Regions from separate parts of the Homo sapiens genome. Here region 2 is linked to region 1. Evidence: read pairs that join two places in POLR2A ChIA-PET (ENCODE). Cell type or tissue: OCI-LY7. All regions are shown on one strand.

What was found. Peaks named below come from ENCODE experiments on the same cell type or tissue, not always from the same donor. Only the 100,000 strongest peaks of a DNase experiment are listed, where the experiment ranks them.
Region 2: POLR2A ChIA-PET joins it to region 1 with 5 read pairs; 4 of 35 experiments call an interaction of 5 or more read pairs at or near these places.

What each region holds. Positions count from the first base shown.
Region 1 is chr4:39,146,691-39,154,690 of GRCh38, reverse strand. No RefSeq gene overlaps it. Among named protein-coding and RNA genes, the nearest start is that of WDR19, 32 kb to the left of the region's middle. In OCI-LY7, no CTCF peak of the experiment used is centred here; a DNase peak (open chromatin) is centred at 3,360; H3K27ac peaks cover 1,030 bases.
Region 2 is chr4:38,937,851-38,945,850 of GRCh38, reverse strand. It overlaps FAM114A1 (family with sequence similarity 114 member A1), which reads right to left. Exons shown (of 15, transcript NM_138389.4): 14 at 4,830-4,883; 15 at 112-2,395. The coding sequence ends at 2,294. Among named protein-coding and RNA genes, the nearest start is that of MIR574, 74 kb to the right of the region's middle. In OCI-LY7, no CTCF peak of the experiment used is centred here; no DNase peak of the experiment used is centred here.

The sequences.
Region 1 (8,000 bases):
GATTTGAATATGGAACCGTACACCTATTAAAAATCACACTTATGAGGACCACAATGATACAATTTTTTATTTGTTTTTGAGACAGGGTCTTACTCTGTTGCCCGGGCTGGAGTGTGATGGTGCAATGGTGGGCTCAAGTGATCCTCCCATCTCAGCCCCCAAGTAGCTGGGACTACAGGCATGCAGCACCATGTCTGACTAATTTTTAAATTTTTTTGTGGAGATGAGGTCTCACTATGTGGCCCGGGCTAGTCTTGAACTCCTGAGCTCAAGAGAGCCTCCTGCCTTGGCGCCCGAAAGCGTTGGGATTACAGGTGTATTAGTCTGTTTCACACTACTATAAAGAACTACCTGAGACTGGGTAATTTATGAAGAAGAGATTTAATTGACTCACAGTTCTGCAAGACTGGGAGGCCTCATGAAAGTTACAATCATAGCGGAAGCAAAGGGGAAGCAAGCACCTTCTTCACATGGTGGCAGAAGAGGGAGAGAGAGTGAAGGGGGAAGTGCCACACACTTTTAAACCATCAGATCTCTTGAGAACTCACTCACTATCATGAGAAGAGTAAGAGGGAAATCCACCCCATAAGCCAGTCACCTCCATTCAGGTCCCTCCTCTAATTCCACATGAGATTTGGGTAGGAACACAAATCCCAACTATATTAACAGGTATGAGCCACCTTGTCTGGCCCACACTGGTATAATTAATACAAAATAAAGTTACATCTTTTTATTGTTTTTTTTTGCATTATGTAGATATGGTCAAAGAAAATGTCATTAACGTTTGTGAGAGCTTTAAGTTCCACCTGAACTCATTTTTTAAATATTAAGAAAATATTTATTGAGGCCATGTATAGTGGCTCACGCCTGTAATCCCAACACTTTGGGAGACTGTGGTGGGCAGGTCACTTGAGGCCAGGAGTTCGAGACCAGCCTGGTCAACATGGTGAAACCTCATCTCTAATAAAAATACAAAAATTAGCTTGGTGTGGTGGCACTGTACACTGTACAGGTGATGCCTGTAATCCCAGCTACTCAGGAGGCTGAGGCAGAGAATCGCCTGAACCTGGGAGGCAGAGGCTACAGTGAACTGAGGTCATGCCACTGCACTCCAGCCTGGGCAACAGAGTAAGACTCCGTCTCAAAAAAAAAAAAAAAGAGAAAATATTTATTGAGGTAAAATGCATATAACATAAAATTAACCATTTTAATGTGAACAAATGCTGGACTTTTATCATGTAAAATTTCAGGGACACAGAACAATAAAGAAAATAAATATCATAAATGCTCTTATGCCCATCACCCAGATTCGGAATAGTCTTAGCATTGTGCCTTATTTGATGAGGACTTTAATACTTTTTTTCTGGAGATGGAGTTTTGCTCTTGTTGCCCAGGCTGGAGTGCAATGGCGCAATCTCTGCTCATTGCAACCTCCGCCTCCCAGGTTCAAGCGATTCTCCTGCCTCAGCCTCCCGAGTAGCTGGGATTACAGTCATGCGCCACCATGCCTGGATAATTTTGTATTTTTTTTAGTAGAGATGGGGTTTCACCATCTTGGCCAGGCTGGTCTCGAACTCCTGACCTCAGGTGATCCGCCCACCTCGGCCTCCCAAAGTGCTGGGATTACAGGCGTGAGCCACCATGCCCAGCCTAATACATTTTTAAAAACAAAACCTTATAGATAAGTTTAAGGCTGCATGCCTGTTTTTCCTGATTCTATTTCTCAAAGGCAGCCACTATCCCAAATTTGGTTTATTATTGCTATGAATATTTTCATACTTTTGCTATATATATATGTATCTGGAAACACTACATAGAATATATGGAAGGAATATATAGACTGTATAGAATTTTTTGACAAATTTTTATATATACATGGTTTTATATTGAATCATGTTTTGCATGCTTTTAAATTATGTATTTATTTACTTATTTTTTAGACACAGAGTCCCACTCTGTTGCCCATGCTGGAGTGCAGTGGCATGATCATAGCTCACTGCAGCCTGGAACTCCTAGGCTCAAGTGATCTTCCTGCCTGAGCCTCCCAAAGTGCTGGGATTACAGGCATGAGACACTGTGCCTAGCCACATGCCTTTAAAACAAAATGCAACCCTGTGTTTCTGGGACTCATTATGTTGACGCATACCTTTGTAACTGCTAAACAGTATTCCATTGTATGGCTACATCACAATATACTTATACATTCTTTTTCTGATGGACATTTAGTTTCCAGCAAGGTTTTTTAAATTAGAAAATGCAACAATGAACATTCTTTTTTATATTTTTATTTTTTTTGAGACGGATCCTCACTCTGTCATCCAGGCTGGAGTGCAGTGGAGCCGAGGCTCACTGCAACCTCCGCCTCCCAGGTTCAAGTGATTCTCCTGCCTCAGCCTCCCAAGTAGCTGGGATTACAGGCGCACAACACAATGCCTGGCTAATTATTTTGTATTTTAGTAGAGACAGGGTCTCACCGTGTTGCCCGGGCTGGTCTCGAATTCCTGAGCTCGGCAATCCACCTGCCTTGGCCTCCCAAAGTGCTAGGATTACAGGCGTGAGCCACCGCTCTCAGCCAAACATTCTTTCTTTTATTTCTTTTTTCTTTTTTCTTTTTTTTTGAGATGGGGTCTCGTTCTGTCGCCAGGCTGGAGTGCGGTGGCGATCTTGGTTCACTGCAACTTCCAACTCCTGGGTTCAGGCGATTCTCCTGCCTCAGCCTCCCGAGTAGCTGAGATTACAGGCACGTGCCACCACGCCCGGCTAATTTTTGTATTTTTAGGGGAGACAGGGTTTCACCGTGTTGGCCAGGATGGTCTCGATCTCCTGACCTTGTGATCTGCCTGCCTCGGCTTCCCAAAGTGCTGGGATTACAGGCGTGAGCCACCGTGCCTGGCCAACATTCTTATTTCTAATGCTGCATAGAGGAGTGGTTAGGAGCCAGGGTGCTAGAGCCACATTATCTGTATTTGAGCTGTGTCTCTATGGGCAAATTACTTCTCTGTACTTCTCTTTAGTGCCCTGTTCCCTTCAGTCATGAAAGCAATGAAGGAAGACAGAACTTCTAATATTATGGTTTCTGAATCATCCTTAATGAGCCTGTCATCAATAAAATGAGAAACTGCAACCTATTTAAACACTGTTTATCAGATTATAACACACATTAGAGAATTTAAATATCTTTATGGCAGGACAATGAAAGTAAAGTGCAGTCAGTCTCTATTCTGATTATTGTTTGAAGCTGAAATTTATTGGTATTTTAATACCAATAAATTAAAGTTAGTAAATAACTTACTAAGTAAGACCAATCATGGCATACTACTCAAGGAGCATTTTACAAAGATCTAATACAGAAACTATGTCTGATGCAACACTAACCATAGTTGCCAGATCCCCATTTTACTTCCTGTAATTTATAGTTAATGTTCCTGGATTCATCTGTCTTTTTGAGCAGCCTACCTAATGTATGAAAAGGGAGAAGTTAATAGGTGTATATACTAATGATTTTATTTACTGTCCTTGGGACCTAGTGCTGTTTTAAATTCACAGTTTGGTGGGGTAGAGTGCCCATTTGGCATGTTTCTATGTGCTTGGCCCATTTAAGTAGAGCTCTTCTTTGCCCTAGGCTAATTAAAAAAAAAAATCAATTCCAATAGCACATTTGAGAAGAGGAACAACCATCATTGGAAACTTCTTTGATGTTTAATTTGTAATTTTAAAGCATAATTTGGTAAACTGAGGTGTTTTTCCCCTCCTTTATGTTCTCCAGTGGCTAAAGTTGTCTCTCTTATTAGAAATAGCCTTTTGATTTTTTTTTTTTTAAACGAGACAGAGTCTCGCTCTGTCACCCGGGCTGGAGTGCAGTGGCGTAATCTTGGCTCAATGCAACCTCTGCCTCCCGGGTTCAAGCAATTCTCCTGCCTCAGCTTTCCGGGTAGCTGGGATTATAGGCGAGCACCACCACGCCCGGCTAATTTTGGATTTTTAGTAGAGACTAGGTTTCACTGTGTTGGCCAGGCTGGTCTCAAACTCCTGACCTCAAGTGATCCACCCTCCTCGGCCTCCCAAAGTGCTGGGATTACAGGCGTGAGCCACCGCACCCGGCCTTTACCTGTGGTTCTTGTATCTGAAGTGAGAAGTTGTGAAAGTTGACTTCTGTCCAAGGTATCCGTACTTGAAGATTGACAGTAGAGTTCCTCTGGGCAGATCTGACATAATAACTGAATAGGAGGGATTGGAGATGGGAGCTGTTGTTCCCTTCCTCCCTCTCCATCCCCTGCCCCCACTTGGACTGAACCCTAATCTTCAGAGCAAGACTCCTTAGGATTAGGATAAAAAAAAATTTAAGATCTCAGAAGTTTGAACTGGTTTGTCCCTGACTAGGTAGAGAGTTTCCCTTGGTTGTTTCAGTGCTGAGAATTTGACCCTGTCTGGTGCTGCACCTATATTTTGTAATTATATACATTCATTGTTGTTATAACAATTTTCAAAAGCCACTTATATGGGCTTATTTTACACAGATAAAGTTAACCATTGTCTTGTTTAAGCCATGTTACTTTCAATTACAAGCAGCCTACACGAATTCTAACTGATACTGATGGAATTGGATTAAATGACTTTTGGTTCCTTTCTAGTTCTGACATATGAGCTTAAATATTTTTTGAGGGTCAGTTCTATGCCTGGTGCTATGCTAACTGTCCACATTTCCTTCCTATCTGTCCACATATCCTTCAAAGTGATCTTCTTTGAACTACATGCTTGAAGCCCTGAGTTGGTTAGCATTCAGAGACTGGGTGATGCAGCTTGAGTGGCTGAATTTTCTCCCTACCTTCTGACAGTCAGTGGGCTCTGATGATCAGTATCTTGGTCCTGCCCATTTTTGCTAAGAGCATGAAATAACTTAGTTTCTAACCTCAGTATCCTAGTTTTGAAGTCCAGACTGATGCTCAGAGAGTCTATACTTCTTTTTTTTTTAAATTTTACTTGAAGTTCCGGGATACATGTGCAGAACGTGCAGGTTTGTTACATAGGTATACATGTGCCATGGTGCACCTATCAACCCATCATCTAGGTTTTAAGACCTGCATGCATTAGGTATTTGTCCTAATGCTCTCCCTCCCTCCCCTTGCTCCCCACCCCCTAACAGGCCCTGGTGTGTGATGTTCCCCTCCCTGTGTCCATTGTTCAGCTCCCACTTATAAGTGAGAACAGGCGGTGTTTGGTTTTCTGTTCCTGTGTTAGTTTGCTGAGAATGATGGTTTCCAGCTTCATCTATGTACCTGAGCGCACCACACCTGATGCATCGGTAGCCTGTGACTACACTGTCAAGGTCAGCCCACTTGTAACCCCCACTTGTACCCCAACCCCTGATCTGGGGATTCCCCGTATCTGTCATTGTCACTACTCTCCCTTGGGGTCTTCCATCTGATCACCAAGGCTTAGTTTGAGACATCTGGTTAGCATCTGCTACTTACGCTTACATTACACGTCACCAGGGACTCTACTTGCTTCACCTTCTTTGGGCAGTCCTAGGACGAAACAATTGGGTCCATTTGTTCATTCATTCATTTTCTCATTCCTTCTGCAGTTAGTACCTCTTATTTAATATAGCCAAGGGATCAAGATACAGTTACCCTTGATGAGGTCATCAAGATCTATTTGCTAGAATGCTTTAGATATGTTAACCTTTTATCAGAAGGAAGAAAATGGCAGGAGGCCACTGAAGTTCAACGGACAGAACTCTTATTTCAGCAAATGTGGCCAGATTTGCTAAAGATTGTGTTTATCTGGGTCTAGCATTATCTCTTTGCATTTCTCTCTCACACTCTCCCTGTAGTAAGATATCCGAAGTCAGTATTTTCCAGATGATGATGATCCACTGGAGGAAGATGTCCTTGTTGATGTATGTGTTTTAGGTTCTCCAACAAATAAGTATAGAGCTTTCGTTTTTCTTTATTTATTTTTAAATTTTATTTATTTATTTTTTGACAGGGTCTCACTCTATCACATAGGCTGGAATGTAGTGGCGCGATCACAGCTCATTGCAGCCTTGGCCTCCCAGGCTCAGGTGATCCTCCCACCTCAGCCTCCCAAGTAGCTCAGACCACAGGCACACACCACCATGCCTGGCTAATTTTTGTATTTCTTTTGTAGAGACAGGGTTTTGTCATGTTGCCTAAGCTGGTCTCGAGCTCCTGGGCTCAAGTGATCCTCCTGCCTCGGCCTCCCAAAGTGCTGGGATTACAGGTGTGAGCCACCGTGCCAGGCCTAGTTTCTGTTTTTAATTGGAGAAATATCTTCAGATTTGGCCAACTTACAAAACACTTATTTTAAAGTCATTTGAAATATAATTTATTTGAAACTTAAAGATATTTTTATTTGTGCTATTCTTTTGAAAATATTTGTGTCCTTTGCAAATAGTCGTATCCTTATCTGAATAATCTTTTGTAAATATAATTTCTGGATAAAAAGGGAAATTCAGCTTCCTATTCTAAAATGTAAGAACCAGGAACATGATGAAACCTGGCCTCTGGGAAAGAATCTGGCATCCACTTGTTTCGGAGATATTCATTCAAGAGTTAGTGAAGCCATTATACAACCTGTGTGTGTGTGTGTGTGTGTGTGTGTGTGTGTGTGTGGAGGGGGGGCGGGAAGGGTGATTCTAAAGAGCACAGAGCTTTTTAATAGCTATGCAATTTAAAATTGATTATTTAAGTATAAATAAATACCTGTTATAGTAATTTTCAGAAACCTCTAATTTATTTGGGAAAGGATGGCATTATAAGAAAGTAGTATTTGTCAGACTCTGCTATAAAAACTCGTTAAGATTATGTGAAGCTCAACAGAAAGATACGCGAAAAATTAATAGCATGGTTTGCTGCAAATCAGAAAAATATATTCACAGGGATTGCAGTGGGGGAGGAAGAGTTTCCAAGGTAAGGGAAAGGGGGATAGCTGTGACATTGGGGATGGAGAAAAATCACATTTAATACTAAGTACAGAACTGGGACATTTAGATAGAATTCACATTATAAAAATAAATAAATATAAATATAGGGATTTTTAATTGCATACTACAATTCTAGAAAATGTCAGGATTGTTTGATCATCTTATATTTTTGCTTCCAATTTATCATTTAGCCTTGCATACTTTAAAATAAAGGCTATTTTAGGCTGGGCGCAGTGGCTTATGCCTGTAATCCGCACTTTGGGAGGCCAAGGTGAGCAGATCACTTGAGGTCAGGAGTTCGAGACCAGCCTGGCCAACATGGTGAAACCCCATGTCTACTAAAAATACAAAATTGGCCGGGTGTGGTGGTGCATGCCTGTAATCCCAGCTACTTGGGAGGCTGAGGCAGGAGAATCGCTTGAACCTGGGAGGTGGAGGCTGCAGTGAGCTGAGGTCACACCACTACACTCCAGCCTGGGCAACAGAGTGAGACTCCATCTCAAAAAAAATATAAAAAATAAAATAAAATAAAGGTTATTTGAGGAAATAAATCATTTTCTACCAATATTACATAGAAAGTCTAAAAAACATAGTTAATAACTAGAGAAAGATAGTGTATTTAAAAATAATATCTAACCAGAGAATTTCAGGTTTCCTTCTGGTTTTCTAACTATTGGTAGCTAAAAATACTGATGTCATTTAAAATTATTAACTGCTGTTTTATATGATCCATTTAAGCTTAAAATAAAACTGGATATTCAACATTAAGCCAATATATTTGTTCAATTCTGTGCCAATAATGATTCTAGGTGCAGATACACGGCTGTGAATCAAACAGCCAAGGGAATTAAGAAATGGAAATGAGTTCTGTTTCCATGACAATTTAATGATTCCTATTCTGTAGGGAAAAAATTCTTGCACTACTTCCCCTGAGTTCATGTAGAGTAGTAGTTCTCAATCCTGGCAGCCATTAGAGTTACTTGAGGGTCACTTGGAGTGGCATGGGCTCAACCCAGATTTATTAGAAATAAACAGAATTTCTAGAGATGGAGGC
Region 2 (8,000 bases), 210 kb after region 1:
CATTTCCTCTGCCCTACACATAAAAAGTCTAAAATTGATGAAGAGGTAAATGCAACATTTTCATCAGTTAATCATTCTCTAGACTTAATAAAAACATTTCTGGCAATCAGAAAAGGGGAAAAATCTTTAATTGATTTCTCAGGTAATTTTTTTCCAGATTGTACATAAAGTGTTCTTATGTTCTCTATTTGGATGTTTCAGGAGACATACAAATGAAATACAGTACATAGACAAATGAAATGCTAATAAGAAGTAGGATGATATTAAAATATCCTTACTTTGCCTGTATGGAACAAAGGCAGTCTACTCCATCGGGGAATCAAAGCAAATGTGAATAAGAGGTTTCCACCTTGCAAAACTGTGAGCTTCATTTGCCCTGGAGAGAACTACTAGGCAAGGCTTCACATGACAGTACCTGTAGGGATGTCCATGGGGCTGTGAAGCAGGTGTATTGTATCGAACATGCAGCTGCAATGAAGGCGTGGAGCTCAGGAGAAGCAGCCACTGACAATGCCCCTCCTGGCCGCAGGGTCTTCTGTGCAGCCTCCCATGGATCAATATACCAGTTAGTTAAAACACACATCAGTATTTTCTGTCCTTTAGCAACGATGATGATATTTGCCACCAGCGAGTGTGATCTGTGAGGCGATTTTAAAATGCAGTCCTGGGATTCTACTGTATTGAAACACCTTTGATTTTCTATTTGAATACTTCCAAGCTTTGTAATTATGCCACCATGTGCTCGTGATCGTAAGAAATTAATTTTAAACTAAATATTCTTCAGTATCCCTTTTCATATATATTTTCACCTCATATACATAGTTTGGGATAAAATAGTGTAAAGAGTATAGGAAAATGCAACAAATTAAAGGGTAGGACATTAAATAAAACACCAATTTACCTTGTTCTTCAAAGTTTTTAAGGTTCAAAAATTTATTGGTATTTTAAGCCAGTGGTCCCCAACCTTTCTGGTACCAGGGACCGGTTTCATGGAAGACAATTTTTTCACGGACTCGGGGTAGCGGGATGGGGGTGGGGGATGGTTTCGGCACGAAGCTATTCAACCTCAGATCATGAGGCATTAGATTCATCAGGCATTAGATTCTCATAAGGAGTGCACAACCTAGATCCCTCGCATGTGCAGTTCACAACAGGGTTCGCACTCCCATGAGACTCTAATGCTGCTGCTGACCTGACGGGAGGCAGAGCTCAGGCAGTAATGCAAGCTCTGGGGAGCAGCTGTAAATACAGATGAAGCTGTGCTCACTCACCCACCGCTCACCCCCTGCTGTGTGGCCTGGTTCCTAACCAGTGCCACGGACTGGTACTGGTCTGTGGCCTGGGGGTGGGGACCCCTGTTTTAAGCAGTTTAAGAATTATTCTTTTTCAGAATATCTACCTCTACTGGGATAAGATCACGTTTCTTTACTGTGAGCACACAGTAGGTGCTCAATAAATGCTTGTTGCAAGAATGAATGACCGGCCGGGCGCGGTGGCTCAAGCCTGTAATCCCAGCACTTTGGGAGGCTGAGGCGGGCAGATCACGAGGTCAGGAGATCGAGACCATCCTGGCCAACATGGTGAAACCCTGTCTCTACTAAAAATACAAAAAAAATTGGCTGGGCGTGGTGGCACACACCTGTAGTCCCAGCTACTCAGGAGGCTGAGGCAGGAGAATCGATTGAACCCAGGAGGCGGAGGTTGCAGTGAGCCGAGATTGTGCCAACGCACTCCAGCCTGGCGACAGAGTGAGACTCTGTCTCAAAAAAAAAAAAAAAAAAAGAATGACAATATGTTCCTATTTTTTACCATAATAGGTAAAATCTATAAGTAGTGTTATTTTTGCCTGCGACATTTATGTAACAAAACAAAGTTCAGTTTTAGAATTGATTTAAAGTAATACTATAAGAATGGAACATTTAAAGGTTGAAACATAAAGGATTAAACAAAAGTCTAAGGTCTCCCCATGAGTTTCTAAATATAGCATGCTTAACCAGGAAAATGAACACGAATATTTGTAAATAAATTTCAGATGAAAGGAAATTTTCAATATAAGCTGTGTAAGTTTAAATTAACATAAAGAAAACACAATTGTTTGTAAAAACAATTATACACATTGAGAGAAATGATAACTCTCTCTAAATTTGCATTCTCAATATTGTCTGTGCAAAATTGCTTGTAGTGTCCTCAAATGGATGTCTGTGGCCAGGCGCACAGAGAACATCCCCTTAAATGGTACATATTGAGGCAAGGCGGCCAGCTGTCTCCTTTAACTAGATGGAGTCTGGCCAGGTCACGGCTGTGCTTTCAAACAACTGGTCTGGATATGTGAGACCTGCAGAACAGGCAGCAGCAGCTGGAAGGCATCCTGTATGTACGTTGTACTGTTGCAGCCCTGTGAGAGGAGAAAAATGAGGTTGAAGGGTTATTTTCATAGTTCAACCTTGACAATACTTCCAATTGGATAATGTTCCCACTCTTCAACCCACCCCCCATATTGGATTATATTTATCTTGCAATATTGGTGCTTAAAGCAAGTGTAAACACATGCTTTTGGATGGGGCATGTCCAGCTCTCAATTATCTATACTAACAGAGAGAATAATTCACTCAAAATGAGGCAAATCATTTTCATGGAATTTTTTTTTTTTTTTTTTTTTGAGACAGAGTCTTGCTCTGACGTCAGGCTGGAGTGCAGAGGCACGATCTTGGCTCACTGCAACTTCCGCCTCCCAGGTTCAAGCAATTCCCCTGCTTCAGCCTCTCGAGTAGCTGGGACTACGGGCGTGCACCACCACGCCCAGCTAATTTGTTTGTATTTTAGTAGAGACAGGGTTTCACCATGTTGGCCAGGATGGTCTTGATCTTCTGACTTCGTATCTGCCCACCTCGGCCTCCCAAAGTGCTGGGATTACAGGCATGAGCCACTTCTATGGACTTTTAAGATCCATCAGTGTGTGTACTTTCTTGGCCCAGGGTATGTCCTGTCTTATCTATCTCTTTCCCAGATCAACCCTACTGCCCTGAAATAACACAAAAACACTGTATGAAGGAGCTCAGTTTGCCCCACCCTACAGATAGATAAGCAAGAATGGTCAACATAAAGCTAACTGGAGATACTATTGGGCAGTTATTCATGGCAAACTTGAACACTGTTATCCTCCTATGCATGGTACTTTATGTTTGGTTGGGATAGCTGAAATTATTATTCCTGTTTTGTGGTGCACTAACACACAGTATTGGATGGAGAGGCCATTTAAAGGTTAGGGTAACTAAAACATGTGAAAACATCTATTGGGGAAACGGAAAAAACATTTGACCTCATATTTCTCATACCTGACATGGTAAGTTAATTTTATGCCTTCTGGGTGGCCAGGGGAGAGATTTTTCTTGTACCACATTCTGCCTCTGACTGCCAGGGTTTTCTCTTAGCTATGTCTGTTCCTCCAAGACCTGCCCCTACAGCTCCTATTCCTTCTGGCTGATGCCATCCCACTGTGCGGCCGCATCCTAAACAATAATATTCAGTGCCATCACTTAGTTATTTCTGTACCTTTGTCGTTTTCCTTAACAGTAAGGTACAAGTCCCCAAAACAATGATATAAATATATAGGTAGCTGATATGGTTTGGCTGTGTCACCACCCAAATCTCATCTTGAATTTTAAGTCCCACAATTTCCACATGTTGTGGGAGGGACCTGATGGGAAGTAATTGAATCATGGGGGCAGGTCTTTCCCGTGCTATTCTTGTAATAGTGAGTAAGTCTCATGAGATCTGATGGTTTTATAACAGGGAGTTTCTCTGCACAAGCTCTCTTGTCTTGTCTGCAGCCATGTGAGATGTGCCTTTCACCTACCACCATGACTGTGAGGCCTCCCCAGCCACGTGGAATTGTGAGTCCATTAAATTTCTTTCTTTTGTAAATTGCCCAGTCTCAGGTATGTCTTTATCAGCAGTGTGAAATTGGACTAATACAGTAGCCCTCTTGAACTTTTGTAATTTCCAAATTTTGCAATGGACAGCCACTTCAGAAAGCAAAATCCTATGATATATGCATTGCCCATGTTCAAACTTAGCTTGTTAACACCTTGTGCCTTCAGCTGGGTGCCCCGCGGCTGTTACTTATAGTTTAGCCCCTAACAGAAGATTTTCCTCTACCAATCTTCTACCTTTCCTCTACAGGTGGAACACAGTGCCTATGATTCAAGAATGAGAAATCTTCCTGGACCTCTTCTCTCTTAGGCTACCATTTCTGGCAAAGACACAGCAGTGTTGGTTGGGGCAGCTTTATATCAACACAACTGATGCTGCAAAGTCCTAGTGAGTGGGCAGGCCACAGAGTGAGAAGTCACAGAGGATGGTGTCCCTTGTCATTGACTGGGCATAGGCTAAACATTCTCCTTGTCATTGTTGCCAGCTTGGACATTAGACCCAGCTAAACCAAAGGTTATTCTAAATAGAAGGAAATGCCCATTTTTATGAAAATCACCGATGAGCAATAATCCCTCATTGCAGCCAATAATCATAGTGTTAAATCTAGTGTCAAATTTGGCAGCAGAAATCTGCTTCTGCTGGAGGAAACAGTGACAGAAATAACGTGCAAGCTTAGCATTTCTTTTTATAATCAGGAATTCTTGAAAATTAGGTATTGTTGCTTCATCAGAGGGTTTACAGCTGGTTGAGCTACACAAATTTACTCAAAAAAGACCTGATGATGAGATTCAGAATTGCAATAACATTTGCTGTGGGGGAAGAAAGGCAAAAAAAAAAAAAAGTAGTTCTAACATTTACTTTGATTCAGAAGCACTTTCTCTCCAGAGGCCACTTACCTCTAACAATACACTACTGATCATGGGGTTAAGGACCTCGGCCTTCTTGTTGCTCTGTGGAATCAGAAGTATGAAATTGACAGATTAGGTGCTCATACTACAAGGCTTGCCACGTAAAATGTAATACACTAGCTTTGTTGAGGGATCTCTTGCAGAGGAAGAGGAGGGGAAGCAGAATGCTTCCTACAGACCAGGCTTCATACCCGCTGCTGCACCTTTTTAGTCTCATTTAATTGCAACGGAAATCCTAGGAGGTAGGCAGGTATCATGATAACCCCAATTTAAAGAGGAGAGAATAGGGATCAGAAAGGTTGAGTAACTTGCTTAAGGTCACATAGCTAGAAATTGAAACCGAGACCTTTTTCACTATGTAAATTTTGTAGCAGGTCTGGGATAAGAGTGAAGTGAGGCAGGTTGAGTTGTGTAGGCAGAGTGGATGCTGTCTTTACTTAAAATTTTGATATTTTGATGATCATAATATTTTGGCACTTTTATTTTAAAATATATTTCATTAAAATATCTATCTAGATTCCTGAGGTTTTTTTCTGTTTCTTTTTTGGGCCTCCTTCCATTTTGCAGGTGAGTTAAGTCCCTCACTCACCTAACCTAGTCTAAGCCCTGGTCTACCCCTTTTTTTTTCTTTCTTTCTTCTTTTAAATGCAAACATAGAAACTTGGTTATAGGGCATCTTCTAGAAGAGCAGCAAAATTAAGACATTCTTAAATATAACTTGAAAACAGGTCTGCAGATCCACATTTGAAAAATGCAAATATACATAAAGCAGAGAGTACAGTGCCTGGTATAAAGCAGGGGCTCAAAAAATGAAAGGCAGGCCAGGTGTGGTGGCTCAAGCCTGCAGTCCCAGCACTTTCAGAGGCCGAGGTGAGTGGATCACCTGAGGTCAGGAGTTTGAGACCAGCCCGGCCAACATGGCGAAACCCTGTGTCCACTAAAAATACAAAAAAATTAGCTGGGCATGGTGGTAGGTGCCTGTAATCCCAGCTACTCAGGAGGCTAAGGCAGGAGAATTGCTTAAACCTAGGAGGCAGTGGTTGCAGTGAGCCGAGATGGCACCATTGCACTCCAACCTGGGTGACAGAGTAAGACTCCGTCTAACAAAAAAAAAAAAAAAAAAGAAAGAAAGTGAAAGGCAGAGTTGGTATCATTATCTTTGCTTATGCTATCGGTCTATCAATCAATAGTCTTCTCTGTCTAAGAGTTCAATCTACTCTTAGACCATAAACCATTAAAGGGATTGGAGAGAGAGAGGATGCAATCTTAATAAGTCAGCTTCTCTTATAGTACCTGGAAGAGTTCAGAGTAAACAAAAATACATAAATTAAATATATCTTCCCAGAGCAGCCCACTTTCATTGACGTTACTCTACTGAGGGTGAAGTAATGTCTTCCTGGGGAAATCATGATGGAGCCTTGGGAGAAACCTCTTTAAAAACCCAGTCATTTTAGTAAGTAACCAGAAAATCCATTATGGTATTTGCTTTCATGTTTATTTGATTATCAATAAACCTCTAAAATATAATCAAATGAGGGCAATAAGATGACATTGGTTTTCAGAATCAATGAGGTATGCAAGCAATTTAAATAGAGTCTAGAGAGCAATACACACTCATTAACTTCAAGTTATGAATAATGGCTGCTTTAGAGAACAGAAACACTGACTTGATGTAAATGATTCATCACAGCACAAGATCAGAGGTATTGTTGTGGTGAGATGGCCTTTCTAAATTCTATTTTAGATTCAGGTTTTTCTTCCCCATAATGATAACCTGTGTGGTCCCGATTTTGTTCATGCAAACACTTGTATGTGTATGTGTGTACATATAAATATATATGAAAGTTCAAGTGCACAGCCATCTGCCACAGCCTTGCTACATAAAATATGGGCCATGGATTAGGAACATTGTCATCACCTGACTGCTTACTAGAAATACAGAATCTCAGCCTCATCCCAGACCTACTGAATAAGAATCTTCATTTTAACAACATCTCCAATTGATCCATGTGCACCTTAAGTTTGAGAAGCACTGTGCTGGAATACAATATGCAGAAGGAATGGAAAGCAATACCATGAATACTAGTAGGTAAATTAAGATTTAACACATATTATGCAAAATATAATACAAACATGCACACAGACATTCACACTCTCAAGCCTAAACAAACACAGAGAACCAAAGAGTTGGTGTCTATCTGATGTATCTGGTGGATAACCAACTGGGAATTAGGAGATCTACTGAGAGGCTTGAGTGAATCAATTCACCCCTCTAGGCCTCAGTTTCCTCACCTAGTAAACTGTGAAAAGGGTAACAAGAGGGTGCAATAGAGCCTTAGGAACCGGTGTCACTAAGGCTATTCCATCTTGATTAAGACCTCGCACCTCTCTGCAAGCCTAGTGTTTATATCAAAGTCCATGGATATCAGGTAACTTGGACCACACGAGGGTGCAAATGCATTTTGTCCAGCCTATCATATCAATGAGCTTCCACCTCCCTTGTCATTCTGCTTGTATACAGTGAAGCTCTATTGCTGAAGGCCTGAAATTAGACAAACATAAAAGGTGTTGTTTTACAAAATAGGAGAAGCAGGTCAGATTTCTTGACAGCAGAATGAATAGGCGGTGCGTAGCTCACCCCTTATTCACAGAGTCACTGACAGAAGTGTGGGGGACAGGTGTCTTTTTGGGTGACAGCCAGTACCATGGTCATTTCTCATCTTTTTAGAAATGCTCTTGGCCTGAGGAGGAGGAGGGGGCATGCCCCAGAAGCCAGGTAGGTCTGCAGGTTTGCACAATGAGACACTGTCCCCAATTGCTGCTGAGTGAAGCCAAGGTGGACATGTGACCCATGCTGATGAGCTATTCAAACCTTTTTACCCAGGAACCAGGAATTTGAATGGAAAGACACAGGGTTAGGAACTGCTGTCACTGAGTCACATTAATAGCAGCACATTAGAGAAAGTATGTGTAGGTCGGGCGCCGTGGCTCACACCTGTAATCCCAGCATTTTGGGAGGCCGAGGCAGGTGGAGCACCTGAGGTCAGGAGTTTGAGACCAGCCTGGCCAACATGGTGAAACCCTGTCTGTACTAAAAATACAAAAAAATTAGCTGGGAGTGGTGGCCCGCACCTGTAATCCCAGCTACTCAGGAGGCTG